Linked DNA regions of Mus musculus: region 2 is linked to region 1. Evidence: chromatin loops called from intact Hi-C (ENCODE). Cell type or tissue: gastrocnemius. All regions are shown on one strand. Each heading gives the region's core, and the rest is flanking DNA. Links, peaks and the distances in the headings are about the cores only.

Evidence for each region. Peaks named below come from ENCODE experiments on the same cell type or tissue, not always from the same donor. Only the 100,000 strongest peaks of a DNase experiment are listed, where the experiment ranks them.
Region 2: it touches region 1 in a loop (12-fold over the local background); 36 of 42 quality-filtered maps call a loop at or near these places.

The regions. Positions count from the first base shown.
Region 1 is chr9:51,326,277-51,342,393 of GRCm38, forward strand. All of the region lies in intron 1 of Gm39338 (a long non-coding RNA gene), which reads left to right. It overlaps 1810046K07Rik (RIKEN cDNA 1810046K07 gene), which reads right to left and starts at 2,642. Exons shown (of 5, transcript NM_001372554.1): 1 at 2,532-2,642. The coding sequence starts at 2,541. In gastrocnemius, for the core only: a CTCF peak has its summit at 9,198; DNase peaks (open chromatin) are centred at 8,678 and 9,209; H3K4me3 peaks cover 272 bases; H3K27ac peaks cover 383 bases.
Region 2 is chr9:51,901,867-51,917,983 of GRCm38, forward strand. It overlaps Gm6980 (a long non-coding RNA gene), which reads right to left. Exons shown (of 4, transcript XR_870743.2): 2 at 14,822-14,971; 3 at 14,045-14,082; 4 at 11,610-12,220. 4933407I05Rik (RIKEN cDNA 4933407I05 gene) reads left to right here and starts at 12,563. Exons shown (of 3, transcript NR_040731.1): 1 at 12,563-12,693. In gastrocnemius, for the core only: no CTCF peak of the experiment used is centred there; a DNase peak (open chromatin) is centred at 7,300; H3K27ac peaks cover 490 bases.

The DNA of each region.
Region 1 (16,117 bases), core at 4,982-12,981:
TGTGTAGTCTTACAAGTTTTGAGATATCTAGAGCTCTCTCATCTACGTAGATGGTATAGGTAGATACAGATACAGTGCAGATGCAGATGCAGATATAGATGTTAGAGAAGTTGGGGAAGATGAACTTGAGAAAAGCCATTGGGGTTGCTAAGGTTCTTAGAATATGGGCAAGAATCATATCATAGGACATAGAGGCAAGCCCTTGATTTTGAGTGTCATGGGAGCAAGCATGGTGAGGAAATGAGATTAGCCAGATAAATGAGTTTTGTAGCCTCAGCATGGAAACGTGAACATCAACTCTGACAACAGTAAACGCGAGTGCATTAAAATTTCAGCAAATCAATGGTGCTTAGCATAAATTTTTACATCCCACCCGGGACAGCTTTATTTCTTTGGAAGAGTCTCTGTTCCTTGTGTTGGACAGAGTGATATTCAGGGTTCATAAATGTCCCTGGTGTTTCCACTCCTACTCATTTTGGCCCGCACCGTGTGCTGTGTCTATATAAAGAATCTACACCTGCATCAGCACAGAGAGCTGGGGAGAGGTTTTATTCAAATGCTCTAGATACAAACTTACATTCAGATCAGTTGTTGGGAAAACAAAGATGAGTGTTTCCAGAGAGGGAGGGAGCACAAGGAAACCCAACCGCGGGAATTAACTCATCCTTTAGAATTGGGAAAGAAGTTGGCACTGCAGGGTTGTGACTACATATCTGTACCCAAATGTTTCTGTCACACTGTCCCCTAGTCCCCTCTTCTTTGGAGAATTTGACCCATAGTAGACTTAATGGGGCTGTTGTTTTCATTTGTTTCATCACCATTTCCATCAAAACAAACTCAAATATTCTAAGATTAATTTGATACTTATGATATCGGTGACCCTTCCCCGAGGTATTTTTAGTTATGCCAAGTACACATATGATATTTGAAACATATCCTTATTTTAGTACTTTAATGACATTTTGAGATGTATTATCTTGCTTTTGAATTCTTTAGAGAGGCTAAGGAGGTGCTGGTGACATGAAGCACGGAAATGAAATGACCTGGTGAGACAAACATCCAATCAGACCTCCCCTACAACTTCAGCAAAGACGTTCCATTCTGAGTTCTGTAACCCAACGACAGCACAACGAAGTCAGTGGGCACAGCTCTGAGTCATAGCTCCTTACATCACTGTATATAGTTCTCCAGTCACTCAAAAGAGTCAAAGAATACTGAATGGGTGGGTTGTTGATGGGTACAAGCCTTTGTGCTTGTTCCAGATTCTGATTGTGAGAGAGAGGTACTGAGGTCCCAAACAGTGCAGCAATGATATAGTGTGCTTGGTCATTGTCAGGGTTAACTGTCCCTCTGTTGTACCTTTTCCTCATCCCGCCCCTTGGCTCTGTCTGCCTCACTGAGGGGAAGGCAGATACTCTCTCAGAAACACCGGTGCTGCTTGCTGTGCCTCTACTAGAAGCTTTCTGTGTGTGCCTCTGCTTCCGATCTGGGAAGCAGGGGCATTAGCTTTATTGCCAGGAGACCACCAGAGGTGAAAAGTCTCCAAGGTCATCAAGTCCAAAAGTTTGCACTATTAATCAGAAAACGATGTCAACGGTTCATGGCATCATCAGCTTAAAGTAAAGATGGGACATTTCGAACAGGAACAGTCAAATTACTGGACATGTTGGGATTGTGTGGAAGTCATTTCATCCACAGTGGTGACCCACAAGCTCTCTCATCTTCTGCCTCTTGCCTATTAGCCCTTCCAGGGGGAGTACTGACTGAGCTCTCCTGCCAGCTAAGGCCATGTCATAGCAGGCAGGTGCTCTGAGCACTCCGTCCCAATTCTTAGGTTTTAGAATCATAGTTGAAAGAGATACATCACTTAAAATGTATCAAGTTATTGTTCAAAGTACTTTATAATGAATTTAAAAAGTATTCTTCTGTCATTTATTAACACTTAATATGCTAACATTGACATCTCAAATTTGTTCTGGATCAGGTGGGTTCTATTTTACACCAACACTAACACATACCAGTTCAGGATGAACAGACAAGGAGAGACCTATATGTACTTGGAACTCATGAAATGACTCTCAAGCCTCTTCCTCATCATATATTAGCAGAACAGCCATTGTCATTAACCCAAAGAGTTTAAAATCAGTTGCCAAAAGATGTCTCAAGATCTGTACACATGTGGATTTTTCTGTCCTTTCTTTATAATTGAGGGCTTCCAAGAAAGTGCTACATTGACCACAAAGTTCCACTATTCTGGAAAAGTTAATATTCAGGTCATCGTTTAATAAGAATCACTTGAGTAGATTTCTTGCTCAGAACAAATACCCACTTAAAGCCAGTGCAGCAAAATCAAATCTACAAGCAACACATTGTGACCAGAGTTATAAGAACATCACCAACAATTGGCTCCTGCTTTGTTCTCAGAGCCTGATAGTGCTATTGCGTTTTTATATCTGATGACACCAAGACTATAGTCAGATCTAAGAATTAGGATTTCTGAAGATTGTTTTTAATTGTAATAATCAACTCACCGCTGTCCATCCTGGGTGGTGCCACAGTGCCAGGCCTCTGAGAAATGTCCTTAGGGAGGGGTCCTGAACTCTTGGTTAGTTCAGCCTGGTCCTGTGTGAAGGAAGCCTTCTGCACACCGAGTGATGCTTCTGCAGTCACTTGCTTCAGATTTGATTAAATGCAAATCCTCTGGTGTATGTTTCTCTCCAATTTGCATCCCCAATGCAGATTATATATGAAGGTACTTTTCCCTCTCTCTAAGGATTTTTATTCAGTAACAACGAGTTTCCATTAGGACACAACTCTCTTAAATGTTTGTTATGGAAACAAGGTGGCTATTATTTGCTTCATGAATAGCAGTGGTGTTTTTCCATCTCTTAAATTAGGGTTTGGCTTTAAATAGTAGTGTGTTATATGAAAAATTCCATATTGCCCAGTTGCTACTGTATTTATATTACTTAGACCATATTACTTAGATTTTTAAAAGCTGGACACTTTTCAAACATAGTTAAAATTTTGGGAAGTTATTTTCATTTGCAAATAGAAATAAAATCTCATACCATTTAAATACATGTAGATCACTTTTTAAATTTATAAACAAATGTGTGTGCTACTGCGGAGATTCATTCATCAAGTATTTGTAAGCTGCCTAAAAAGTCTCTACCAAGTAGCCCAGAAGCTAACGATATTCAAAGTGGTACACGGAGAACCACTTCTAATCAAACTTCTTCACTGAAAATCTTTTTGGTGTATTATACTACAAGTTCCTTTGGAACAAAAAATGTAAAGAAAACAGAATTTAGGTATTTCAGCATTTCCTCACACATCTTTACCCCACAGTTGCTGCTTAATCTAGTTTTGATTTTTTGTCTCCTATTCTAAACAAGGTTAGAACTAGGCATCTTCCGAAATTCTTCCCTAGTCATTCTAGATTTGTACGAGTGATGTCTCATAGATTCACACAGGCATTGCCTGGTGGTTCTCAAGGACCTGAGAGAGATCAAAGGAATCTAGAACAACAGTTTATACTAGAGCAGTAGTCCTCAATCTTCCTAGAGCTATGGCCCTTTAATAGAGTTCCTTGTGTTGTGGTGACCCCCTACCATAAAATTATTTTCATTGCTACTTCATAACTATAATTTTGCTACCATTCTGAATCATAATGTAAATATCTGTTATGCAGGATATCTGATGTGACCCTCTTGAAAAGGTCATTTGATCCCAAAGGGGCTGAGAACCGCCATGATAGATACTTTGTAAGAGAATTAAGAGCTTCTGAGAGCACAAGACTTTAGGTCTCTTCCACTGCATGGACAGCTGCAGATAAAAAGAACTTCTGGAATTTTCTGATGTGTAAATTTGTATACTCTAAGTTAGTGTTCATTTTTTTCTCCTGGAATGTACCATTTGTGGTCCCTGGATGTTTAGGAGAAAACCAGAAAGGGCAAAACTTGTCTCATTTTCTCTGTTTCCTAACTGCACAGATCCTGTGACTTGTATTCAAGCAGGGGAAGTCTAGCAATCAGACGGACTCATCTTATGCACTCCCAGCCAGCAATTCAGAGTAATTCTTATGAGCTTGTTAAGTGGACTACTCACCATCTCTATCATAAACTCCAGCAAGCCTGTAGAGTCCTTAAAACATCACACTATTAAAAGAGCCTGGATTAACTGAAAACATTCCAACCAGAATACAATAATCTTAGCACAGTTATGAGTTCCTACTGCTGACAGAATGAAGAGCAATCTTCTTAGCTGACTGTCAAGGCTCTCGGTGATCTGTATCCACCCTTCCTTCCTACCTGTCTGTTATTATGTCCTCCAAACATCACAGTTTCTCATGTGGATTTTGGACCACTTTTCCCAGAATCACTTGTCTATTCCACAATTCCATAGTCAGAATATTAGGTGGTCGTGCTAGGTAATTTACACTGTAAAGAGTCACTCCCATGTGCTCTTAAATCCCAAGGGCTGATGGCCTCTACAGAAGGTATGACAGATCACTCGAATTTTTTTAAATTTATTTTTGAGAGGTCTACTGTATCCTAGGATGGCCATGAACTTGCTATATAGGTGAAGGAGGAGACCTTAAACTTCTGGTATTCTTACTCCTACCTGCCCAGAGATGGGATTACACTTGTGTGCCACAGCTGTGTTGCCGCGGTGCTGGAATCCTAACCAGGGCTTTGTGCATGGTTGGCAAGTGCTCTACCAACTGACAAATCTCCAGCCCTGCTCAGTGCTGCTCAAGGGAGCTGCAGCTCTTTGCATCCTCTTTCTTTGTTTATAGTAGCCTCAAGCCAAAGCACTCTTCCCTAACCTTGTGCTCAAGAGAATTCTACAGAGCTTTAATATTCAGCCACAAATATCATTTTTCTCTCATGGTTCACTTGAATATATACCAAAATGATTTTACTAACATGAGAGCTGTATAAACGCCGTCCTTTCTTGTGTGTGGTTTGTCATACACCCTCTTCTTTCCCTCCTTCCCCTTTCCCCCATTTCTTCTTCACAGCCCTATAACACAGATGACTAAAAAATCAATTCAAGAATCAAATTCCTGATGAACTTGAGGTGTTTCTGGTTGTACTTGCCTGGTTGTGTGGCTCTACTTCACTGTAGCCTTAGTCCTGAACACGGGACACACACACACACATTACACTGATGGTTTTCTAGCATGCAGTGCCCATGAGGGTTTCCTGAAACACTTCAGGTCACATTCCCGATTATTACATGTTATGAAATAAGGTGGTTTTGCTGTACATACAAAGTTTCTGTTCTTGCGCATAGCCTGACCAACATATCCATCCAGGCTGTCCTTTTTGGATTATGCCCAGAGCTGTCTTCATACATTTCTAGATATGTGGCTTTGATGTGTCGTGTGTGCGTGTGTGTGTGCGCGCATGTGGGTACTCATGGAGATCAGAAACCGGTGTCAAATCCCCATGGAGTTTGTGAGCCACTTGATATGGGTGCTAGGAACGGACCATGGCTGCTCTAGAAGAAAGCATGCTTTCTTAACCCCTGCATCGTCTCTCTAGCCCTGGCACAATACTTCTAATGACAATTTTTAATCCTAATGTACTCTTTTTAAAATATGCTTTGACATCTTACAAGATATTTAGTCAACTTACACAGTACTTACAAAGATGTAACTAGGGTGACCCTGGCTGTCCAGGTTCCTTGGGACAGTCCCCATTTATATTTATCACCATGTGTCACCTGGTGTTCTTCTTTTACTCTCCAGAGAGTCTCAGTTTGGAGAGTCATGTGGTCAGGCCCCCATGGTAGCTATGCAGCGATGCAGGCAGGGACAGTTACATCTTAACTGCTAGTTAGAAAACCTCTATCTCGGGAATGTGGAGACATGAACTCGTGTAGCTTAGAGTTCATGAAATAAGAAAATCTTCGTAAGATTTATTAGCCCAAATGTTGATGTCTCCAACTCATTTCTCTAATAAGAAAAACAGAGTAATTTCTGTAGGTCACCCAGTGCTTGCCGGGCTTGCCTGTAAAATGGCTCTTAAGTGTGAAAGCTGGGGTGACATTGCTGGTCCTATTTTGGGAAGTTCTGAAAAGTTTGGGTCTTGCTAAAGGATATAAGTCACTGCAGGGTAGATCCATGGGGACATCTTGACCTTATTCCTTTCTGTCCCTCTTCGTCTTCTTCCTTACCACCATGATAGATGCCCTGATTTATCATCCCCACACCTCAGACCACGGACTGCAACAAACTCTTCCTCCCTTAAGTGTTTCAGTCAGATATTTGGTCATGGTGATGTAAAAGTTACTACACTGAGTGTGTGCAAGAAAACAGCAAGATCCACATCATTACGGGCTGACTGCTTAGTGGAGAGCAGAGTCCTGACTGAGGGACCAGAATGCAGTGTGGGCAGCGTCACTTGGAGGCTGCTCTTGTCTCTAGGTACTTAAACTTCATCGAAGTGCTTATTATTTAAAAATGTGTGGTTTTGATAAACATCATAATCTCTCCTCTCCTAAATGGTCAGTGTCCTGGTTTTGTTTTAGTTGACGTTCCATGTTACAGTCATCATTGTGGGGAAGTCAAGGCAGCGAGGACTTGAAGCAGTCAGTCATATCACATCCATAGTCGAGAACAGAGGGACGGATGTGTGCTCATTCTGTTCCCAGCTAGCTTTCTCTACTCATACGCATTTCAGGGCCCCAAATCAGGAAGGGTACTGCCTGCTTTTAGGCTGGGTCTTCTCACACCAGGGAAAGCATTCAAGGGAACTCTTCATAGATGACTGGCCAAGTTGACCTAGACAACCCTGCACTGAGACACTCTTTCTAGGTGATTGATTCTAGGTTATGCCAAGTTCACAACCAACCAAAATGTTCAGAAGCAATACCTTTCTTTCCCTCCTTTCTCCATTTCTTCTTCTCTCTTTCTTACTTCTCCTTTTAGACTGCCTTCCTTTTCTCTCCTCCGCCCTTCCTCTAGAACCTCTTCTTTCATTTTCTAATCACTGCCACGGCTGTCAACTTGACGACATCTGGAGTTAACTAAAGCCTAAGCGGCATCCCTCATCAAACTCCAGCTTTCTCTTTCCTGGCTTGTGAATTCCTTCATTTTCCACCATCAACATTTCTATTCAGTCCACCTTACTCATCCTACAATTCCTGATGTTAACTCCCCAAGTGACTCCTGAGGTCCCTAAATGAAGGCTAGGTATCAACCTTGAATCCAAGTCCCCCCCTGGTAGCACAGCGATGCCAGACTTTGCCTGGTGGCCTGTATTGTCCCTCCCATTTGCTCCCTACAACCACCTGCATCTCCAAGCTCCAGACTCAGCTCACAGCACTTCCCACTGCTGACAGCCTCATCTTGTCCCTCCCAAGAGTCTGTCCTTTCAATTAGGTCTCATATAGCAAGTGCCCTCTCTTGTCCTGGATCGAGACTGATCCCTCACATTTAATCTTTACAGATCTTTCTACTGTTCCTAATTTTCTTGGTGGAACTGTATCCATCTACTCCCTTGGACTTCTCACTAGATCTCCAGTTCTAAGGATGAGTGTACACGTTGCCTGTGGAATGCAGGAGGCATTCAAATGTTTAATGTGAGAAAATTTCTTTTAATGAAAATGAAGGAAAAAGTTCTCTAAAGGACTCTGCTCAGAAAAATAAAAACAGCTTACTACCCTTCTGAACAGCAATGAGAGAGAGAGAGAGAGAGGAAGAGAGAGAGAGAGACAGAGACAGAGACAGAGACAGAGACTGTTAACTGTGGCAGAGATCTGACCTATAACTAAGAGAGTCCTATCATGACTGACCAGTAAGACTATATGGCTCCTGGTGAAACTAGGCTTTCAGTTCAGCTTAGAAAAGTTGTTAAGCCAGGTAGTGGTGGTGTACGCCTTTAATCCCAGCACTTGGGAGGCAGAGGCAGGCGGATTTTTGAGTTCGAGGCCAGCCTGGTCTACAGAGTGAGTTCCAGGACAGCCAGGGCTACACAGAGAAACCCTGTCTCGAAAAACAAAACAAAACAAAAAAAAAAAAAAAAAAAACAAAAAAAAAAAAAAAGAAAGAAAGAAAGAAAAAGAAAAAAGAAAAGAAAACTTGTTAGGAGGCCTTGTTCTAGTCAAGGCAAGAGCGACCTTGAAAGATAAATGCAAAGGCGAGAAAAAGAAACAATGAAGAGGACCAGCGGGTCTGCAATCAGGATGGATATGAAGAGGAAGGAGAGAGAGAAAACTGTCACGTCTCCTCCCCAGATTGGACTGAAGGGGAAGAGTTAAGTGTGCCTTTCTCTGCCTTTGTCTGAAAGCTGGGCCCAGGGAAGGATGGAAACACCCGAAAGCTCATTCATGGAGATCTATGGAGCAACCCAATCAGCTGTTTGGTTTTCTGGGCTTGGAAACTAGTACAAATCTACGCTAAGCCACCCAAGACTGGCTTTGCCATTTAACCGCCTCATGTGCAGCTGACACGAAGGCAGGAACATTGCTTAGAGCTTTAGAAACTGTGTTGAGTACCTGTACTGAGTTCCCTCAGGCCATCTCTCCCAGCTGCTCTTTAATAAAGCTCACTATTCACAGGCCGGATCCAGATCACCATTCTGGAGAGGCCCTGATAATATCCATTGACCTGCTCTTCCAACCTTCCCAGAGAGGGTGCTTAGAGCTCCGGCCCCAGAGGTTGTTGTCTCAGTCCTGCTAGGCCAGGCCCCCTCAGGGTGTTCCTTAAATTGTGTCAAGGGGCAAGAGTTAATATTTGCCAGCACTTGAAGCCATAGGAAGAGGACCCTTCCCTAACATATTCTGAACAAGCCCCACAGAAATCTGTGCTCTGCCAAGAATGCATTTTTTTTTCTGGTTTGTCCCCTACCCACTGCGTTATCAGTCTCTGCATGGACTTACTTGCCTGTAGGTGCTAACTAGGGTCTACAGATATTCAGGATGATTCTAAGCTTGAAGAGGTATTTGGCAGAGCACCACGTCAAGAATAAGTTACTAAGGTGTGGGGTTTTGATCACGTACATTCTATCTATTCCTTGCTTTGGGACAGACACATTGGGCAAAATTACAGTCCTTGAACAGGTTGGCATTTAAAAAAATGCAGCATCTAATGATTTGTAGCTATTAGCTACAGGGAATGCAGAAAGCAAGCCATGAGCTTGGGGTAGGTCTGAGTTACTCCTGGATGTACTTCCAGCTTTAGCCACGAGGTGACGCCTCAACTCTATATGGAGCTCACTGGAGGACTTGTATGGCAGCTGGGCTAATCAGACCTTTCTGGTAACTACAGAGACACAGTCACGGAGGGTGTGGACTTTTTTCTTCCTTTAAATTCTGGACAAACCAACCTGAATGGTCCTTCGTGAGTGGCTGCGGGAAAGGAGGCCATTTCCCACCATTCACTGCAAAGTACCCCGCCCTCTTTCTCTCCTGTAGGAGGGAAGAAGGGAGAAGATTGGTGACCAGATGGGGCTGTTGAACTGCGAAAACATGGCTATCATTTATTAGCGTGCTCCAAGTTACAGACTAGATGGAACCAAGCAAACTCCAGCCCCCAAGAGGCTCTGGCTTATCATGGGGACACTCACAAGATAGTATCTAGCTTTTTCTCCAAGAAAGAGCTCTGATATGATGCACCTTGTGGTCAGGGACAGCCCTGCATTTGAGGGACAATCTAGTATGGGGATGGCAGCCTGTTCTTTGGGTTTGAAGGTCTAGCTGACCTTTGGGAGGCAGAAGCTCCTCAAGATAACACCTAAGGCTGGCTGCTCCAGGTTCCCCCCGACCCTTGCGCTTCTTTCTCTTGTAACCATTGCACATCTAACTGGCAGGTTTTTCCTTTTGCACACAAGCACACACGCACGAATCTTGCTTTGCTAGAAATACAACTCTTGAAATTACTTCGTTTGAAAATATTCGTGTCGTGTTTCCTCTGGCCAGGTGCTGCGCTTGTAGGTTTTGTACGGGGTGAGATACTGCTGAGAAATACATCTGCGTTGACAGCCATCTATAAGGAGGGCTGCTTTCTTCTGTATATGACAAATTCATCTGCTCCTGGAGTTAGTGTGGGGAGATATACAAGTGAGCAGAGAGGCAGAGTGCTGAATACAGGAGTCATCTATTCTGTATCCCATCCTAAATGGCATTCATATCACCCCAGGAAAACCTTGGGAACCACACTGGGGCTAACCTCTACTTTCCTTAGAACAACTCTCTTCCACTTACAGATTTGTACTTTAAGGACCGCAGGTTGTCCTTCATTTAGTGGCCTGCTGACTGATTGTTGGAGCAAAGTAGTGGCTGGAGAATGAAGGGGAACAGTGTCCTCCCTCTTGTCACAGGAATTCTGAATGCGCCCCTCCCCCATGGGTGAGAGGAGGGTTTCTTTGCTTTTGTTTTTTTTTGTTGTTGTTGTTGTTTGTTTTTTGTTTTTTGATTAGATATTTTCTTTATTTACATTTCAAATGTTTTCCCCTTTCCAGGTCTTCCCTTCAGAAACCCCCTCCCCCCTCCCTGGCCTCTATGAGGGTGCTCCTGCACCCACCCACTTCCATCCTACCACCTTGGCATTTGCCTACACTGGGACATCCAACACCCTCAGGCCCAAGGATCTCTCCTCCCACTATGTCCATCCTCTGCCACGTATATGGCCAGTGCCATAGTCTCTTCATGTGTATTCTTTGGTTGGTGGTTTAGTCCCTGGGAGCTCTGGGGGTCTGGCCTATTGACACTGTTGCTCCCTCCATGGGGCTGCAACCTGCCTTAGCTCCTTAGGTCCCTTCTCCAAGTCCTCCATCAGGGACCCCACCCTCAGTCCAGTGGTTGGATTGGAGCATCTGCCTCTGTATTTGTCAGGCTCTGGCAGAGCCTCTCAGGAGACAGCTGTATCAGGCTTCCATCAGCAAGAACTTCCCAGCATCCAATGTGGCCTTTCCTTCAGTCTATGCTCCACACTTTGTCTTCATATTTCCTCCTGTATTTTGTTCACCCTTCTAAAAAGTACTGAAGCATCCACATTTTGGTCCTCCTTCTTCTTAGGCTCCATATGGCCTGTGAATTGAATCTTGGGTATTCCAAACTTTTGGGCTAATATCCACTTCAGTGAGTACATACCATATGTGTTCTTTTTTTTTATTATTAGGTATTTTCCTCGTTTACATTTTCAATGCTATCCCAAAGGTCCCCCATACCCACCCCCCCACTCCCCTACCCACCCACTCCCCCTTTTTGGCCCTGGCGTTTCCCTGTACTGGGGCATATAAAGTTTGCAAGTCCAATGGGCCTCTCTTTGCAGTGATGGCCAACTAGGCCATCTTTTGATACATATGCAGCTAGAGACAAGAGCTCCGGGGTACTGGTTAGTTCATATTGTTGTTCCACCTATAGGGTTGCAGTTCCTATTAGCTCCTTGGGTAATTTCTCTAGCTCCTCCTTTGGGGGCCGTATGACCCATCCAATAGCTGACTGTGATCATCCACTTCTGTGTTTGCTAGGCCCCGGCATAGTCTCACAAGAGAGAGCTATATCTGGGTCCTTTCAGCAAAATCTTGCTAGTGTATGCAATGGTGTCAGCATTTGGAAGCTGATTATGGGATGGATCCCTGCATATGGCAATCACTAGATGGTCCATCCTTTCGTCACAGCTCCAAATTTTGTCTCTGTAACTCCTTCCATGGGTGTTTTGTTCCCATTTCTAAGAAAGGGTAAAGTGTCCACACTTTGGTCTTCGTTCTTCTTGAATTTCATGCGTTTGGCAAGTTGTATCTTATATCTTGGGTATCCTAAGTTTCTGGGCTAATATCCACTTATTAGTGAGTACATATTGTGTGAGTTCCTTTGTGATTGGGTTACCTCACTCAGGATGATACCCTCCAGGTCCATCCATTTGCCTAGGAATTTCATAAATTCATTTTTTTAATAGCTGAGTAGTACTCCATTGTGTAAATGTACCACATTTTCTGTATCCATTCCTCTGTTGAGGGGCATCTTTTCTGACTGAGTTACCTCACTCAGGATATTTTCAAGTTCCATCCAGTTGTCTGCGAAATGAAGTTGTTTTTCTTTTCTTTTTAAAAAATTACTTTATTTTTTACACTCCATATTCCATTCCCCCATCCACCCTTCCATTGCTCCACATCCCACACTTCCTCCTCACCCCTTGTCTCCATGTGGATACCCCCTAGCCCCCGCCCCTTCACCTGACCTCTAAACTCCCTGGGGTGGTGCATCATCTCTGAATGAACACAGACCCAGCAGTCCTCTACTTTATGTGTGTTGGGGGCCTCATATCAGCTGGTGTATACTGCCTGGTTGGTGGTCCAGTGTTTGAGAGATCTCAGGAGTCCAGATTAATTGAGACTGCTGAGTCACCTTCTCTCTCAGCTTCAATTCAACCACAGGGGTCAGCTGCTTCTGACCATTGGTTGGGTGCAAATATCTGTATCTGACTCTTTCAGCTGCTTGTTGGGTCTTTCAGAGGGCAGTCATAATAGGCCCCTTTTTGTGAGCGCTCTGTAGCCTCAGTAATAGTATCAGACCTTGGGACTGCCCCTTGAGCTGGATCCCACTTTGGGCCTGTCACTGGACCTTCTTTTCCTCAGGCTCCTCTCCATTTCCATCCCTGTAATTCTTTCAGACAGGAACAATTATGGGTCAGAGGTGTGACTATGGGATGGCAACCCCATCCCTCACTTGATGCCCTGTCTTCCTGCTGGAGGTGGGCTCTATAAGTTCCCTCTCCCTACTGTTGGGCATTTCATCTAAGTTCCCTCCCTGTGATTCCTGGTAGTCTCTTACCTCCCAGGTCTCTGGTGCATTCTGGAGGGTCCCCCCCTTCCCTGTAACCTCCTATTTCCTGAGGTTGCCTGTTTCCATTCTTTCTGCTGGCTCTCAGGGCTTCAGGCCTTTTCCTTCACCCAATACCAGATCAAGTTCCCCTCAAGGGAAAGTGGAAGTAGTTTTTAATAGCTGAGTAGTATTCCATTGCGTAAATATACCACATTTTCTGTATCCATCCCTCTGTTGAGGAACATCTAGGTTGTTTCCAGCTTCTGGCTATTATAAATAAGGCTGCTATGAGCACAGTGGAGCATGTGTCCTTGTTATATGTTGGAGCGTCTTCTGGGTATAGGGTGTCTGCTTCTTGCTGTTAAGTGGCTGTTAGCTTTCTTAGCTGAGGAATAGGATTCCTTTCTTCTTCATGACATACAAGGAGTGGAGCAACAGTGGAACACTGGGAGTGAGGAGATGAGCCCCGGCCGTGTGGAGGATTACAGGTGGAGGTGGAGGATGGTCTTTCACACCTAGCACTCCATCCATTGTCTATGCAAAGCCTGCTGTTCACAGTCCTGGGAAGTCTCTGGAATTTTGGAATGGTATTGGTGAGAAAGGAGTACCACAGGAACCCTGGCCAAGGTAGAACTGTTTAGAACTGCTCAAGATCATGATAATTCCCTCTGGGAAGCCATGGCAGGCTGTTCGCCATCACACACTCCGGTGATGTTATCCCATGGATCTGCAGGTTGGCCTCTGCTCTGGACCATTCTAGGGCTGCCACGCTAGCTTTGCTGGTGTCAGGGGAGGATTTAGCTGGAAGCTTGATGGTCCAAACTTTGTGATCTAACCTGAATTTGTGCTTGATTGCTTTCATAGAATTTGCTAGTTACAGTAAATATGGTGTATTTACAGATATATTCTCAAGTAGTCAAATCATTGGCATTTCTTGAATTAATTTTAAGGCAATACTTCTGCACTAATAGTGTACACTACAGAAACGTTGAAGATATGTGTCTCTCATTTGAGGTCTTTGTAAAGTAGCTGGAGAGTAATCTACAGAATTAGTAGGCTTGAACTTAGCTCTGACTTATGACTAGGCTATCTCAGAAACAGCCCTTTGCCCCTGGATCTGTGCTTATTCTATAGACACAGACAGATTATTAAAATTGAAGGTTCAACCAAGGCAACAGATATTATTATTAAAGAGACACAAGAAAAGAAGTATAGAAAAAAATTAAAAGTTAAAGGTTAAGAATGGTGTCAGGTTCATATATCACCTACCCAAAGAATATGGGGCTAATGTGTGAAGTTAAATTTTAATTAAATGTATAATTTATTTATTTTTATTATTAATGAAATGTTTACTTTGTGTGTGTGTGTGTGTGTGTGTGTGTGTGTGTGTGTATGTGCGCACATGCACATATACCATAACACAAATGTAGAGTCTCAGAATATAACTTTGGAGAGTCAGTTCTTGCCTTCCAGCATGTGGGTCTAAGGGAACAAATGAATTAGTGTTGATACAAAGTACCCTTGTCTAATGAATGATCTTATTAACCTATTTATGCTTGTCTATCTGTCTTTCCTTCTCTCTCTCCCTCCATCCCCCATTCCCTGCCACTACCATCTCCTCCTCCTCTCCCTCCTCTTCCTTACTTTCTGCCTTGTTGCACGAGAAGACTCTAGTAGGGCTGTCAGGGGCTCCAGGTGATCTCTAAGGATTTCTTCCTTGAGTTCCTCACAGTAGGGAAAGCATAGGTAGCTGTGGAGAGTCCGTGTTGTGTGTTTCAGTGGGAGCAGCCTGCTGGCCCTGAGAATCAGGACTGCTAAGGTTCAGCCTTGATGGGAGATGGAGGATACTACCCACTTCCTGGAGCTGGGGTGGGAAGAATTCTGCAGCTCCTGAAAGACCCCAGGGAAATATCTTTTGAGTCTTAAACAATGAATCCCTAGAGAGCCTGAAGCCAGTGAGCAGAAACCCGAGCTGGGGAGCAACAGCTTCTGATTCAGTAGACTTAATGTCTGCCCTTTGGCTTCAGCCTACAGGGTCCCCCAAAAGTAGTGACTATGGAGAGAATTTGCATATGGTAGAGAAAGAGCTTACTTTCTCCTGCAGCCTTGGGAGGCTTCAGTGGGGGGGCTGGGGGTGGGGGACTAAGGTGGGAGAGGACTAAGGTGGAGGAGGACGGAAGGTGGGGGAGGAATGAGATGGGAGAGGACTGAAGGCAGGGAGGACTGAGGGTGGGAGGACTGAGGGTGGGGAGGATTGAGGGTGGGAGGGCTGAGGGTGGGGAGGACTGAGGGTGGGAAGGACTGAGGGTGGGGAGGACTGAGGGTGGGAGGATTGAGGGTGGGAGGATTGAGGGTGGGAGGACTGAGGGTGGGGAGGATTGAGGGTGGGAGGACTGAGGGTGGGAGGATTGAGGGTGGGGAGGATTGAGGGTGGGAGGATTGAGGGTGGGAGGATTGAGGGTAGGAGGGCTGAGGGTGGGGAGGATTGAGGGTGGGAGGACTGAGGGTGGGGAGGACTGAGGGTGCACACACAGCTTTAGTCCTCAGAGTGTTTGAGAGGAGGAGCATCTTCAGCATCTCTGAAGAGGGCATTTACTTTCCTCACTATTTGGTTTCCTCGTCTGTAAGACAGGAATGCTAAAAGCTAGCACACCCTTTTGGTTCTTTGTTTTAGTTTTTTTCTTAGTAAAACCTTTGAAACATTTTAATAATTATTATTTTTAATTTATTTTTGAGAATTTTATGCATGATTAAACTTTTTTTTTAAATAAGTTTTAGGTGTATAGATTGCATAGTATAGCGGTCCCAAATGTCCCTAACTAGCTTCCTTGTTTTATATCTGATATTACTGTGCTGTATTTGTTACAACGGTGGATCTACTCTATGATTGGCTGGAGTACACATTTAATTCTGATTTTCTTTTTAGAGTCTTAATGCTCCCTTTCTAGTCCAGGGCCTTGGGCCTGAGGTACCATTTCACCTTGTCTTTTGCTTGGCGATGATGGATGGGACTGGTCTTGGCTGTGGCTCACCTCAGATATCCTTCTTTACAATGGTCCTGTTAATCTTGAGGAGAGCTGTCGAGGGTTTTGTAGAATCTCTATCTCTGTTTTTATCTGATAATTTTCTCTTGATGAGTCTGGAGCATTTAGGGGTGAGAGAATAGGAGGAAGACAGACCACACAGAAATCCAGGACCAGTTTACATGACATCACGTCATGACTACATACAATCATCTCTTCTTGAAGGCACCATTTAGCATTGTTTCCTTCTGAAGAATCTCATTTACTCTTCAGAAGTAAATATCTGTAGACACCCTTAAAAAGCAGAGTTGCACCCT
Region 2 (16,117 bases), core at 3,908-11,907, 570 kb after region 1:
AGTAACATTTTACCAAGGACCAACCTTGGCATACAGAGGGGTTCTGAGAGAAGGGGTGTCTGGGAGTGGCAAAAAGAATGACTTGAAGTCAAGTGGTGGAAGCAAGCTGACAACCTGTGCTCTGCTTGATACAGCTTGTCCAGTCTGCGTCTATGTTCTGCTTTCTCTCTGGAGATCTCTCTGTCTATTTTCTGATTCCTTGCTATTCTAAGAGATCTCTCTGTCCATATCCTGCTTGTGTGTGTGTGTGTGTGTGTGTGTGTTTCCAAGCAGTTCTCTCTTTTTATCCTTAAAAAAAAATGTCTCTGGATAGCTCATTTCCTGCAGAACATAGGTCCAGTCTTTAATTTTACATATCAAACCTCAGGTTTTCCTTTAGATTATCTTATTAATTGGCATCCTGTTTTCCCAGCCCTTTGATTCTTAGGAGACAGGAAGCATACATTTTTACTTAACATTGCAAAAGAATTCAAAGATCTGCCTGCCTTTGTGAAGCACAGACAATAAGCTAGTTGGGTGGGACCCTGCCCTGAAATAACCATTTCTACCACATCTGGGCCTAGCCTCCCTCTGTCCTAGGCTGACCTTGAATTCAGGATTCTGCATGTCTTTGTATCTGACAAGCTGCCTCATAGTGTAGCTGCTGTTGTTCCTTTAGATTCATGAAACTCCTCATAATTCATATTGCATCTTTATATTTTCCTAGCTGAGAAGTTATATATTTTGATCTCATGCATCTAGAGTTCTTTCCCATAGCCTCAAGGGCTGTCCTAAAGGTCCCAGCATTTACCATCTTGCTGAGACATTAGCCATACCTTCATCTCCTGGACCTGCTGTCTTTTTATCATGGAGTCATTAACATTAATAGAGAGGACATTCCTTGGAGTGAGAAAATATGTATGTTATTACACAAACAAGCCTTACGTCCACAGCAGCCATCGGCACTCATGGAGGCTCATACTGGGGCACTCTCCCAGGAGCAGGAACCATGTCACTCTGTACCACAAGAGCTACACAGGGCCTGGCAACATTTCTTTAAAACGTTTTGTTTTGTTTATTTATAATTACCTGGGTGGCCAAGGGTGTGTGGGAGTGCAGGTGTACTATGGAAGCTAGAAGACAACTTGCAAAAATTCAGTTGTCTTCTTCAACTCTGTGAGTCTCAGGATGAAACTCAAGTTCATGGTCTTGCCGGCACCACCTTTAACCACTGAGCCATCTTATCAGTCCAGGAGATGACATTTCTTAACTTCATAATTTACATGGCAACTTGGGAAATCACACATCCCAGGCATGTGTCTCAACTTGTGTTTTCACAGCATAGACACACACAGAAACACATGTTCACTCTTGAGATGCCTGCTGACAAGACTTCTCCTCTGACTCTCAGACACCTGGCTCTCAGAATACACTAGCATCCACTATATTCTTCAGGGGCGTTGAGTAATGGTGACTTCCACTTCCACTCACCTCTCAGAAAAGCTGGAAGGGGTGAGCAAACCTTGCCACCTCCCTCAGATGCATGCATGCGCACAGACACACAGGCATGGACGCACGCACATGTGCGTGTTAAACAGTGTCTCTTTTACTCACATCATAAAATAGGCATATATAGACTGCCATAGAGCTTGTCTTGGGAGTGCTGACGTGCATAACTTATTTAAGCAGTTTGTAGACGAACTCAGGGTTTGCACAGCTGTTCATACTGTTAAAAAGAACTGTTTTAATTCTGGCCATAACAGCAAAGAGGATGTTGAATTCTCATTCTTCCTGTGCAAGCTAAACCGGTCTACCAAAATCTGAAGAATGCTCTCTCCGGGCATCCGATAGCCACATAGCAAACCTGAGTCAGTTCCTCTCCCACACCTATGCTCCTCACAACCCCCACACCTATGCTCCTCACAACCCCCACACCTATGCTCCTCACAACCCCACACCTATGCTCCTCACAACCCCACACCTGTGCTCCTCACAACCCCACACCTGTGCTCCTCACAACCCCACACCTGTGCTCCTCACAACCCCACACCTGTGCTCCTCACAACCCCACACCTATGCTCCTCACAACCCCCACACCTGTGCTCCTCACAACCCCACACCTATGCTCCTCACAACCCCACACCTATGCTCCTCACAACCCCACACCTATGCTCCTCACAACCCCACACCTATGCTCCTCACAACCCCACACCTATGCTCCTCACAACTCCCACACCTATGCTCCTCACAACCCCACACCTATGCTCCTCACAACCCCACACCTATGCTCCTCACAACCCCACACCTATGCTCCTCACAACCCCCACACCTGTGCTCCTCACAACCCCACACCTATGCTCCTCACAACCCCACACCTATGCTCCTCACAACCCCACACCTATGCTCCTCACAACCCCACACCTATGCTCCTCACAACCCCACACCTGTGCTCCTCACAACCCCACACCTATGCTCCTCACAACCCCACACCTGTGCTCCTCACAACACCACAGATCCAGATTTTCTCCAGTGTCCCAAAATGCAGGTCAAACTCCTTGCTGTGACTCTGGATCCTGCTCTCCTCTGCCTCTTCCTTCAGCATTTCTGGTTCAGTTGTTGGTGTGTGCTCAGTAAAGCGCCCTTGCTTGGGCCCTCTCCATGGTCTCTGAAATCTGTGTTTGGGTGGCTTCAAGACCCTGAAGACAGGACATGTCCTTTATTGTCACCCCAGCTTTTAATCCAGTGTCTGATCTGAATAGGTTCTCCATCATCTATGACTGAATTAAGGTGTGGGAAGAGTAGGTGGCATTGGGGTGGGTGTCTCTGAAGTCAAAGATGTCCTGATTCCAAGGACTTCTGCTGTGCTCCCAGGAACTGTGCTGCAAAGCCTCCTTGGGGGATAAGCTTCTTTACAGGAGCTATTATACATCTCATGGCAAAGGACACCAATGACACATGAAACGGATTCCAGAGAAGGAGTATAGTAGTTACCCCCCAACCTTGAAATTAGTTTCCATCTACAGAGCTCTGGGGTTACCAAGCAGCAGAGGCAGGAGGGATGCCTCCCCACCCAGCTTTTCTTTTTAATTGAAATTTTTGTAATATATTCTCTTCACAGCTTCCCCTCCTCCATTGTCTCCCAGGCCCTCTCCACCTCCCATCCAATTCCACACCTGACAAACAGGAAAATTAGAAAAGCAAAAATACAAGAAAAAATTAAAAGCACAAGAAACACACAAAACAAAAGACAAAAAAAAAAAAACCAAAATCAGAAATCATAATATGCACACAAACAATAAAACTTTTTTAAATGCCCAAAGCAATATGAGACTTTTTTTTTTAAAAAATCTACAAAACCCACCATTGAGTTCATTTTATGTTGGTATCTTCTGCTGGGCATGGCCCTGCCCTGAAGGGTGATTTATATACCTAATGAGATTCTGTTGCATAAAACTGAGTTTTCCTTTCTGAGCAGTTATCATGTAGAGATCGATGTTGGTTAGGGCTGAGAGTTTGTGTCTACTCAGCGTTGGGATACCATCTGGCATATATGATGTAGTCCCTGTGAATGCCACCACAGTCTCTGTGAGGTCACATGTGTGCCAGTTCTGTTATGTGTGAAGATAACGGTTTACTTTTTTTTGTCATCTGACCCCTTTGGCTCTAGCAATCTTTCTGCCTCTTGTTCTGCAGGGTTCTCTAAGTCCTGAGGGAAAGTATTTGATTATAGGACTGAGTGTGCCAAGGTCTCTCACTCTCGGCACACTATGGGTCTCTGTATTCACTCCCATCTACTGGAGAAGAAAGCTGCTCTTATGATGACTAAGCCAGTCATTGGTCTATGGGCATAGTAGACAGTCATTAGGAGTCATTTTATTGCTGTGTCCCTTTAGAAGAACAACAGTGTTTTGTTTCCTTCTAGGCCTATGGTCTATCTAGTCTCAGGTTCTTGGCCACTTGAACAGTGTTGGGCTTCCATCTCATGGAGTGGACCTTAAATCTAATCAGATAATAGATTGTCACTCCCATAACATTTGTGCCATTATTGTATCAGCATAGAAAGCAGGTAGGTCACTCTTAGGGGCTTTGGGATTTGTAGCTGGGTTAATGGTTACTTTTCGCCTCTGGTAGAATGCACAGTACCTTCAAGTACCATGAAGTATCATTAGTTAGTGAAGATGAAGGCTCTAACTTCTTCATGTTCAGTGAGATATGTAAGTGTTGTCTTCAGCAATGAATTCTTTTTTTTTTTTTTTTTTTTTTTTTGGTTTTTCAAGACAGTTTCTCTGTGTAGCCCTGGCTGTCCTGGAACTCACTTTGTAGACCAGGCTGTCCTGGAACTCAGAAATCTGCCTGCCTCTGCCTCCTGAGTGCTGGGATTAAAGGCGTGCGCCACCAGGCCCGGCCAGCAATGAATTCTTAACATGAGTTTTTGGAGAACAACCAACAGCCTTGGCAATAGCCTGAGTGGTTTGGAGGTTTCTAGTGCTCACGTCTTGAACCACAGGCAGAAATCAAAGAGAGTACACCAACCCACACCTCCTAAACCGCCCAAACATCACCCCTAACTAGGGATTAAGCCCTGAAATTCTAGAGACAATGGTGGGACGTTTCTCATTCAAACCAACACAAGGAGGAAACAGCACTAAGGAAAATAAAAAGTGGTCAGCTTAGTTAAAGAGTTAGTGTATTTACCAACTGTTTTCAGAACATCATCCTTAGTCCAATATAGGACTGGGTCCCTGGAACAAAAGAAAAGTTTTAAAAAGTCTCAGCTCTCAGAGAATGCAGGGTTCAGTAGAAAAAGTAAGATGTGAAATGCAATACATAAGTAAACAATAAATGAATAAAAGCTCCTATCAATTAAAAAGGACACCAGGAGTAAAATGTGACAAACTCCTTTTATGGGGCCACATGTGCACCCCACATCCTGCATCCTATTCCGGGCCTTTCACAGTCCTTGTCTCATTTGGATCTCCCAGGAGGTCTCTAAGCTGGATGGGTGGGAAAGGGAAGGGGGTAGTAATGAGAGGCGGCAGGGTGAGCCTAGTGTGCTGGGCAGGGCTAGGTGGTCTCTCTGGCTTAAGTTATATCCCTTTGGGCAGCCTTGGGCCAGCCAGCCCAGCCCGTCTTTGGCTGGATGAGGGGCCTGAGCCAATCAATCCTGCAGCCCAGGCAGACCGTGCTGGGGGCCTTGGCGCAGCCCATAATGAATCTGGCTAGCAACAGAACTTATTTTTACACCTCTTCACATTAGTCTCCAAAGACCAGACCTGAACGCAAAGCGAGAAAACATGGATTGATCGCAGCTGTGGATCCATGGTGATTTGTGCTTAGTGCTGAAAAGTGTCGGGTCTGTGGTTGGAACCCCTGACTTTCTGGCCATGAGCCATCATTAACACAAATGCTGATATGTTTGTTCTTCTCCCTTTGTGTCAGGCCCCATCAGCCGACCCTGCCTAACTTCTGCCTTACAAAATTTCCATGTGTTTTAGAGTCATTGTATACAAGATCTTTGTTCAAAACTGCCATGGTCACAGTACACAGAGATCACCAGTCTGTGGACAGGCTGAGGTATTAGTCCTAAGGGCATATAACATGGTCCCTAATACTAGAAGCTGAAGTCAGATGACCTGGGTCCAAATCACAGCACCAACTTGTCTGTTGTGTAACCCAGAGTGCCAAAATCATCATTGTGAACATCTGGCTCTTCTTGGTAAGATGTAAGTAACAAAACCATACATCAAGAACTTCTTGAACTGAAAGATGGTCCTAGTTAGCTTTAACTATCTGCTTGACACAGCCTAAAGGGACCGCTGAGGGGAAAGCCTCAACTGAGCAGTTCCCTAGGTCAGTTTATCCATGAGCATGTCTGTACAGACAGAGTTGCCTTGATTGCTAATTGACATCAAAGGTCCAACCCACTGTGAGTGGTACCATTCCCTAGGCAGGTGTTTCTGGACTGTTTGAGGGAGTGAGGTAAGCATCTGCCTGAGTGAGCCAGTAAGCAGCCTTCCTCCATGGCTGCTTCTTCAAGTTCCTGCAGTCAAGCCTTCCCTCCTCTGAGTTGCTTTTGGTTATGATATTTTGTCACAGCCACAGAAATGAAACTAGGACACGGATCAATTTTTGTTATTGTTTTTCCAACTTGGGGCGGATCCTTTTGTATAAAGATAATGCTTGGGAGTGGCCAGCAATTTCAAATTGCTATGAAAAATGATTATTTGCTATAGGAACTTGCAGACGAAACCATCGAGCATGGCTGCTTACTGGCTCACTCAGGCAGATGCTTGCCTCGCTCCCTCAAACAGCCCAGAAACACCTGCCTAGGGAATGGCACCACCCACAGTGGGTTGGACCTTCTTCTGTCAATTAGACATTCTATAAAAATGCTTATTCTAAATGTGTATACTTACTACCATAGACCACTAACTGAGGACCATGTACCAGCATCACTACAGATCTCACCCAGAAAAGCGTAACCCCTGGCACAGAATGAGAGTGTTTTCTGCTGTGGTGATTATGAGCCCCTTGTGTGTTTGTAAAAATAAAGTACTGGCCAGTGACTTAGCCCATTAATCACACGTACTAGTAGAAAGAGAAATAATCTCCAAAGCAAGATTATTGTTTGTTTAGTTATTTACTTTTGACTAGCAGGGCTCTGACTAAACATTATTGCTTAAATTTCTTGGCATTTGTATTCAGCATTAGGTAATCTCTGGATTTTGTTTTCTTTTGCAGCCTCTGAAGATGCCTTTCATCTCCTAAGGACTGTGGGTGACAAGGCTGATACAGCTATCGGTGGGTTTCTGTGGGCTGTTCTGTAGGTCAGTTCTCTCTTAGCAATTAGAACCTTTCTAAGCATAACACAAAAGAGCTACAGTGGCCTCTGCCTATGGGCTTCTGGGCTGTTTACTTCTTCACAGCAGGCTGAGACCTGTTAGCTCAAAAGTGCTCTGGCACTAAACACAGATTTTTACACATCCAGTTGTTTTTAGTCATAGTCTAAATAAGCAGACATCTAGCCATTTGGAGCCTGTCTACTATGCAGAACCCAGGAGGCTTCATCCAACATCTACAAACCATAGATAAGAAAGACCTGATAACCACAAACCCCAGAAGCCTCTGTCACTCGGCTGAGCTCTCTGACCCAGACTCTTGACATTTCAGCTGGGTCTCTGACCCCCTCCCTTGGGAGTTCCCTTTTCTGCGCAGTGGCCCCTGCAGTAACTGTAGACTCTCACAGATACTTTCCTGTGGTAAGGTATGTGCCACAAATGAGACCTGTCAGAGTAGCACTAGAGTCTGTGTGTGCTACTGCCACCTGGTGGTCATATCTTCCATCACTCAGTCTCCAGAACCCAAGACTTAAACTGTAGCAATGAACCAAATTCGAGGTCTGTTTTCAGTGGTTTGAGCTTCAGTTAAAGGTACCTAAGGCCCAGCAGGCTCCCTACACAGCAATGACAGAAGGAAAACTCTGTTAGGTGTGCCTTCCCACTCCACAAGGCTAGAATTTAAAATCAGAAATCTGCTTACAAGGGCTTTCTTTATTTGGCTTGCTGGCGTGTAGCAGCGGGCAGACTACCCACTAATAGTGACCATTGATTCTGTCAATGGGAAAATGAGTTCTCCACCTCCACAGGCTGTCATGAGGATTGAACAAATTAATGCATATGGTGACATAGTTTCAGACAATACACGGTCACCACAGAGCATCATTATTGCTATCTACATTTCTCCCTCTGAAGGTGCTACCATGGCCTCCATGTCAGACCCTATTAGAAAAGAGACTTAGATTGCCTAAAAAGCTTTAATGGAAATGTAACATTTTTTAATAAAACATTTTATTTTATTTTTATTACTTTTTTATTAGATATTTTCTTTATTTACATTTCAAATGCTATCCCCTTTCCTCATTTCCCATCAAAAATCCCCCTTCCCCCTGCTCACCAATTCACCCACTCCTGCTTCCTGGTCCTGGCATTCCCCTACATTGGGGCATCAAGCCTTCACAGGACCAAGGGCCTCTCCTCCCATTGATGACCTACAAAGCCATCCTCTGCTGCATAGGCATCTGGAGCCATGAGTCCCACCATGTGCTCTTTGGTTGGTGGTTTAGTCCCTGGGAGCTCTGGGGGTACTGGTTGGTTCATATTGTTGTTCCTCCTATGGGGCTGCAAGCTCCTTCAGCTCCTTGGACCCTTTCTCTAGCTCTTCCATTGGAGACCCTGTGCTCAGTCCAATGCTTAGCTGAGAACATCCACTTCTGTATTTGTCAGGCACTGGCAGAGCCTCTCAGGAGACAGCTATATCAAGCTCCTGTCAGCAAGCACTTGTGTCTGGGTTTGGTGACTGTATATGGGGTGGATCCCCAGGTGGAGAAATCTCGGGATGGTCATTCCTTCAGTCTCTGCTCCACACTTTGTCTCTGTTTCTCCTCCCATGGGTATTTTGTTCCCCCTTCTAAGAAGGACTGAAGTATCCACACTTTGGTCTTCCTTCTTCTTAAATTTCATGTGTTTTGCAAATTGTATCTTGGGTAATCTGAGCTTCTGGGCTAATATCCACTTATCAGTGAGTGCATATCATGTGGGTTTTTTGGGATTGGGTTACCCCAGTCAGGATGATATTTTCTAGTTGACTCATTTGCCTAAGAATTTCATAAATTCATTGTTTTGAATAGCTAAGTACTACTCCATTGTACCACTTTTCCTGTATCTATTCCTTTGTTGAGGAACATCTGGGTTCTTTCAAGCTTCTGGCTATTATAAATAAGGCTGCTATGAACATAGTGGAGCATGTGTCCTTATTACATGTTGGAGCATCTTCTGGGTATATGCCTAGGACTGGTATTGTTGGGTCCTCAGGTAGTACTATGTCCAATTTTCTGAGGAACTGCCAAACTGATTTCCAGAGTGGTTGTACCAGCTTGCAATCCCACCAGCAATGGAGGAGTGTTCCTCTTTCTCCACATCCTCTCCAGCATCTGCTGTCACCTGAGTTTTTGATCTTAGCCATTCTGACTGGTGTGGGGTGGAATCTCAGGGTTGTTTTGATTTGCATTCCCCTGATGACTAAAGATGTTGAACATTTCTTTAGGTTCTTCTCAGCCATTCGGTATTCCTCAGTTGAGAATTCTTTGTTTAGCTCTGTACCCCATTTTTAATAGGATTATTTGTTTCTCTGGAGTCTAAGTTCTTGAGTTCTTTGTATGTATTGCATATTAGCCCTCTATCGGATGTAGGGTTAGTAAAGTTCTTTTTTACAATCTGTTGGTTGCTGTTTTATCCTATTGACAGTGTCCTTTGCCTTACAGAAGCTTTGCAATTATATGAGGTCCCATTTTGGAAATGTAACTTCTAGTTCTATGAAATTAAGAATGCTAAGAGAGCATTCTAAACGATTACACACTAACAAATATAGCAGCCCAGATAAAATGGAAAACTTCCTGGAAACACAATACCTACTGAAATCTGTGAGGAAATGGAAAGTCCAAATGGACCACAGCTGGTAAGAAGACTGAGTAACTCATCGGAAGTTCTCCTGGATAATAGGCGTTAGTGCCAATCTATAAGACTCTTGACTAAGACCAATCCTTTACAAATCTCCCTGCTTTTCCCCCAAAAATGAAAAAGATATTTTTAACTCATTCCACAAGGCCACTTAAGTCAGAAAAAAAAGTACAAAGCAACATCCTTATGAATATTGTTCTGATAATCCAAACAATTAAAAGAGAAAATGAAATTTGTCTGTACATTAAAAATGAGTATTCATCACCAACAAGTAGGAGTTATTCTAAAAATACAAAGATAGTCCATTGCACAAAAGCCAATCAATGCAATCAATAAACCGCATCAACAAATAAAGGGACAAAAATTAACCTCTACTGATGCAGTTCGGCATCTGACACAGTTCAGCATCCTTCCATGACTATAAGGAAGTCAGAAGGAACTGAAAGGAACCTCCCTAGGCTAGCAAAGGTTTGGTATTAAATAACACAATTAACGGGATATTGGTGATAGAGGCCCAGCAACTTGTTCCTCTCGGGTCAGGCAGGAGACAAGGTGCCTATTTCATCACTTGTAGTAAACATTATATTGAAAGTTTTAGGTAGAAGAATTAGGAAACAGATAGGGATGTAGCTCCGTGGTAGCGCTCTTGCCTGGCGTGTGCAAGCCTCTGCGGTTAAACCTCAGCACCGCAAGAACAAGAGGGAAAGAGTGAGGGTTGGAAAGAAAGGGGAGTAGGGAAGAAGAGAGACACAGAGAGAGACAGAGACAGAGACAGAGAGAGTTCAATTGTGTGCCTAAGACAATATGATCTTATACATAAAAATTAATGTAGCATTAAAACTGGCACTCATGAATGACAATCATAACTAATAAGTGAGCCCAGCATAGTTGAAGGATCCAGTATGGACTTTCACGGCCTTGCTGTAATGTGTTCTCTAGCAATGAACAAGCTGGGAAAGAAATAAAGAAAACAGCTCCAGGTATAACTGCTAGGAATTAGTCAAGGATATAAATAAAGGACCTATCTCAGGAACGTGAAGAACACTTTGACAGAAATTAAATAAGACAACAGTAAGTGGAAAGGCATCCCAGATTCATGGGTTGGAACATTTAATACTGTTAAGCGCCAGCAATAGCCAAAGCAATCTACAATGACAGAATCCCTCTCAAAATCACAACATTGCTTCTGTAATCATAGACAAAGCTCCTAAAGTTGACATGAATCTAAAGGGGCGCTAACAACCAAAATAATAGTAACAACAGCAACAATAATAAAGTTAAATCAAGCTTCCTAATTTCACATTTTACTGCAATAATCAAAATAGTATATCAGGAGCATAAAGACAGATATACAAAACAATGGGAAAGGTCTGAAAGCCATAAATAAACTCTGGTAGGTATGGGCACATGATTCCAACAAGAGTTCTATGACCATTCAATAAGAATTCAACACAGTGGGGCATGGTAGCACACACTTTTAATCCCAGCACTCAGGAGGCAGAGGCAGGCAGATCTCTGAGATCAAGGTCAGCCTGGTCTACAGAACAAGTTCCAGGACAGCCAGACCCATGTAGAGACCCTATCTCAAAAAAAAAAAAAAAAAAAAAAAAAAAAAAGATAAAACTTCTGTAATTACTTGGCTCATGTGTTGATGAAGAAAAATGTTTTTAAGAGGATACAGCAGCCTTTTCAATAATCTATATTAGAAACCCTGGAGCCCAAGTGCAGAAGAATGACATTGAGCTGGGCATGGTGGCACCTGCCTACAGTACAAGCACTTGGGAGGATTTATCAGAAGGGTCAAAGCCAGCTGGAGTCACATGGGAACAGCCTGTCTCAAACCAAGGACAAGAAACGGAGGAGGAAGAAGGAGAGGGAGAAGAAACAGTAGTAGCAGTTGTTTCTCTGCTTAATACTATTTATAAAAATTAACTCAAGCACATCAGAAACCTAAGAGTAACAACTAAAATTGTAAAACCATGAATAAAACAGGAGGCATTCTCATTATACTGTGTTGGCACTATTTCTTTAATGACTGTGACCCAGGCACTGGCAAAAAAAAAAAAAAAAAAAAAACACACAAATGAGGCTTCGTTGGTTTTTTTTTTTTTTAATTCATTCCAGAACATATCGAAAGATTCTACCAAAAGAACAAAAGCGGCAAATCAGAGAAGTGAGGAAATGTTTATAAAGCACATATCTAATGAGGGATTGGAGTCCAGAATACACGAGGAGCTCCTGTGACCTGACATCAAGCGGTAGCTTTATTAAAAATTGGCAGGGAACTTGAACAGACTTTCTCCAAGAGGAAATAAACAAGGGATCTGTGAAGACACACTGAGTGAACAAGACAGGCACACAGGAGGATAAATACTGTGTGCTTTCACTTACGTGAAGACACTAGTCACCATAGGCTCGTGGGGAAGGAAAATGGGCTGTCATTATCAGATAGGTAGAATTTCAATTCAAGTGATGGAAACCTTCTGCAGATAGATAAAAGTAATGGGTATAAAACACCCATAGCACTTAACACTTCTCTGAACTATATACTTGGAAATGGCAAAGGTGGTAAAACTAACAAGTTTATTGTGCCACAGTTTTTAAAGGAAGACGAAAGAAACTACATTACTTGAGTTTCATGAACATTTCTTCCACGGAGGTGATATGAATTGCATCCATCTTTGATTCAAACACCAAATCAAAGTATGACTCCATCCAAGTCCATCCTGGGGAAACAATGAGTTTATTGGGAGTTACTGACAAGGACATGGATGGTCTCAAACAGTCCACTAGACAGTTTTAACCCAACGTGGGTAATGGCTTCCCCATGGCCATACAGATGAAGCCTTCTTCTCCTAGTGTCCCCAGACTCCCCGCAAATCCTGAACTCATGTGCAATTTGGGATCAGCCTTTACATTTTTATCCTCAAGACAGCATTTCATATTATACCCTGTTTTATAACTAGACTTCTGTAATGTAATCTCTTAGTGCGAGAGCTCTCCAAGTAGTAACCTATGTGAGGTCATCTGCCTAGAGAACAGTGTGAACGCCCCACCCCCACCCCCACAATCTCTGAGGTCCATAGATCTCAGGTCTGCGTGAAATTGTCTCAGCTAGGCCTAAAGTCACCGGGCCGCCCGAGCCTCCCTCTCAAGGAGCCTGGATCTTAGCCTGAGAGATGAAGAAAGCCACTACGGGGTATTGATCCAGGAGGGGACATGAGGGAATTATGGTTTTCAAAAGCTCACTCAGGCTGAGGTGTGAAGAGCCTGGCTTGTACGAGTAAAAGCATGGAAATAGAGTGGCTAGTTAGGTAACCGCGGTGGCCACCATCCAGAAAGAGCTGACGACAGCGACTGATTTATCGGAACTTCTCTGGAAGCCTGTCTTAAAGTTCTATTTCTCTGAACCAGTAAGGGCTGATAATAATGGGTGGCCTCCAACCGTCAGATGGGAAGAGGGGAACGGCTTGTGTGCACGCAGCTGCACAAGCACAAACCAAGCTGACAGATCCCATTAACCTGAAGAGAAAAAAGCCAAGGGCAGGCAGGATAGAAGCAGAACTTAGCCCCTGGAAGGAAAACCCCACCTCTCTGACTCACTGACCCTCCCATTGGCTCAGGCATGCTGGGAGTGGGAGGGATTGCCTGTCCGGGATTCCGTGGGCTGTCTTAGCAAAAGTTCATTCCAACTTTCCTGATGTAGAGACAGTCTTCCAAATTGGAAAAGCCATCCTTGAACTATCTGGCTAGGATGTGAACTGTCAAGAAAGCATTGGGGAGCCCTGGAGGTGTCTAAAGGGGGGATCTCTGCCTTTTTAGGTTTGCTGACTTCTTTTTTAACAACATAGATAGCCCTGGGCTTTTTACTTTCAGGAATGGTGCATAGGGTTTTCATCTCGCAGGGACAGAGGGTGGCAGGGACATATTGGCGAAGTCTGCCAGCCTCCACATTAAGAGAGTAACTTTAGATAGGGCGGTCTAGCCATTCCTTGGTTTACCTTCTCTTCACAATATAGGAATAAGCAGGCTCTGTCTGCCAGCCCTAATTGATCCCGCTCCACCCTATTGCATGCAGAACGGAGGATATTAGCACCTGCCTCTTATCAACAAGGGGAGACTAAGTCCCCACCTTGCTGCTTACAAATGTATATGACATACTGCCTACAGGCTAACACCATTTGCAGAATATTTGAGAGCCTCCTAGTTTCCAGCAGTCACTAATGATAGGTGCTACAAGTGAAATGGTTAACAAATTGTGTGAATCACTTCTATAGGAACAACCCAGAATGAAACTTGTACCAGTGTCCTGTTTATACCATTCCTCCCTGCAGATGGAGCAACTACCTCATCTCCTATCCTCTGACCCAGTTTGTGGGGTTGTATTCTGACCTTCAGCTTCCCAGACACCAACAAAGTAATCTTGGATACATTCCGCTCACCACCACAGAGCCTTGGGCTCATGTGACCTGTGTTCCCTGCTGGGCCTGCTTTCTGAGTGCTAAGATTGACCTTATAGTCCCCTGAACCTCCTGTGCCCTGTTGCCTACCTGGACATTGCTTGAGTCAGATCCCAGATGCTTTCCACCTGAGCTTGAAAATAAAATACATGTTACACTTGAATATCACTCATGTACCAACATATTCATTGCATGAATATGAATATTCATATTCATGTACCAACAGTCCGTTCATATGGCTGCAATTTTCTCTTTCAATTTTCCTTCCCCCTTTCCCCTCCCTCCGCCTTGCCCTGGCCTCTCTCTCCAACTTAATTCTTCACCGCCATCTCCTAGAGCATCAGTTCTCAACCTGTGGGTCATGAGCCCTTGGGGGCAGGGGATGCTGAACAATCCTTTCACATGAGTTGCCAAAGGCAATCCTGGATATTATACATTTATATTACAATTCATAACAGCAGCAAAATTACAGTTATGAAATAGCAACAAAAGCAATTTTATGGCTGAGGCTCACCACAACATAAGAAACTGTATTTAAAAAAAAAAAAATCACAGCATTAGGAAGGTTGAAAACCACCGTCCTAAAGCAATAGACCTCAAATCCAGTTACACCTTAGAAACATATGGGGATATTACTGAAGTACAAATACTTTTACCCACTGTCCAGATGAATTGAGACTTGCTGCTTTTCAAGGTTTCCGACAGAGAGGCTCAAACACCAGGTCCCTAGAGTATAAATCCCAGCTGAGAGGGGCACAGGGTGATCAGGGGCTGCCAGGGATAGTGGGTGGGGACCAGGCATGGATCACAAGTATAGACAGGAACAGGCAGACCAAGAAAGCAGCCTAAGTGGAGGCCAGAGCTTACTCTCCTCACGTGGCTCTGCTCTGCTGCTGACTTGTTCTGGCAAAGTCGTTATAGAAATCCGAGTCTAAGGAGGTCACTGAATCTCCATCTTGGTAGTTGTCCTGGTCAGGTTTTTTATCGCCACGATGAAACACCATAACCAAAAGCAAGCTGAGGAGGAAAGGGTTTATTTGGCTTACACTTCCACATCATAGTTCACCATTGAAGGAAATCAGGACAGGAACTCAAGCAGGGCAAAACCCTGTAGACAGGTGCTGTGAAGAGGCTGTGGAGGGGTGCTGCTTACTAGCTTGCTCTCCATGGCTTGCTTAGTCTGCTTTCTTATAGAACTCAGGACTGGCAGCCCAGAGATGCTACCACCATAATGACCTGGGCACTTCCTCATCTATCACTAATTAAGAAAATGTCCTATAGGCTTGTCTACAACCTGATCTTATAAAGGCATTTTCTCATTTGAAATTCCCTTTTCTCAGGTGACTTTAGCTTGTGTCAAGTTGACATAAAGCTAGCCAACGCAGTAGTCCTGGTCAGGAAATGGTGCTGTCCTTGAGCGCTGAACCAAGATGCTTGTGGAGTAGAAAGCTCCAAAGGGCACCAACAAGAAGTAGTAATGGGGCTCCCTCAATCTCCCACACTTCCCAAAACCTTACCAGGATTCAGAGGTGCTAACTAGAAAACAACTACTTCTAAGATGGCACAGATGGCTTGGTGACACCATTCAGTAAGGACTGCAAGCATGGAATGACCTCATCAGACACATAGCTTCTTTCAGCTTTCTTCAGCTCAACAACAGGGGTCAGCTGCTTCTGTCCATTGGTTCAGCTGCTTCTGTCCATTGGTTGGGTGCAAATAACTGCATCTTACTCTTTCAGCTGCTTGTTGGGCCCCTCAGAGAGCAGTCATGAAAGATCACTTTTTGTGAGCATTCCATAGACTCAGTAATAGTGTCAGGACTTGGACCTCCCCTTGAGCTGGAGCCCACTTTGGGCCTGTTGCTGGACCTTCTTCTCCCCAGGCTCCTCTCCATTTCCAACCCTGTAATTCTTTCAAACATTTCTTACCAAACATGGCTGCACACTAAAATTGGAAAGATCAGAAGAGGAAGATAGACATAGACATAGACATAGACATAGACATAGACATAGACATAGACATAGACATAGACATAGACATAGACATAGACATAGACATAGACAGACATAGACATAGACATAGACATAGACATAGACATAGACATAGACAGACGTGTGTGTGTGTGTGTGTGTGTGTGTGTGTGTGTGTGTGTGTGTGTGTGTG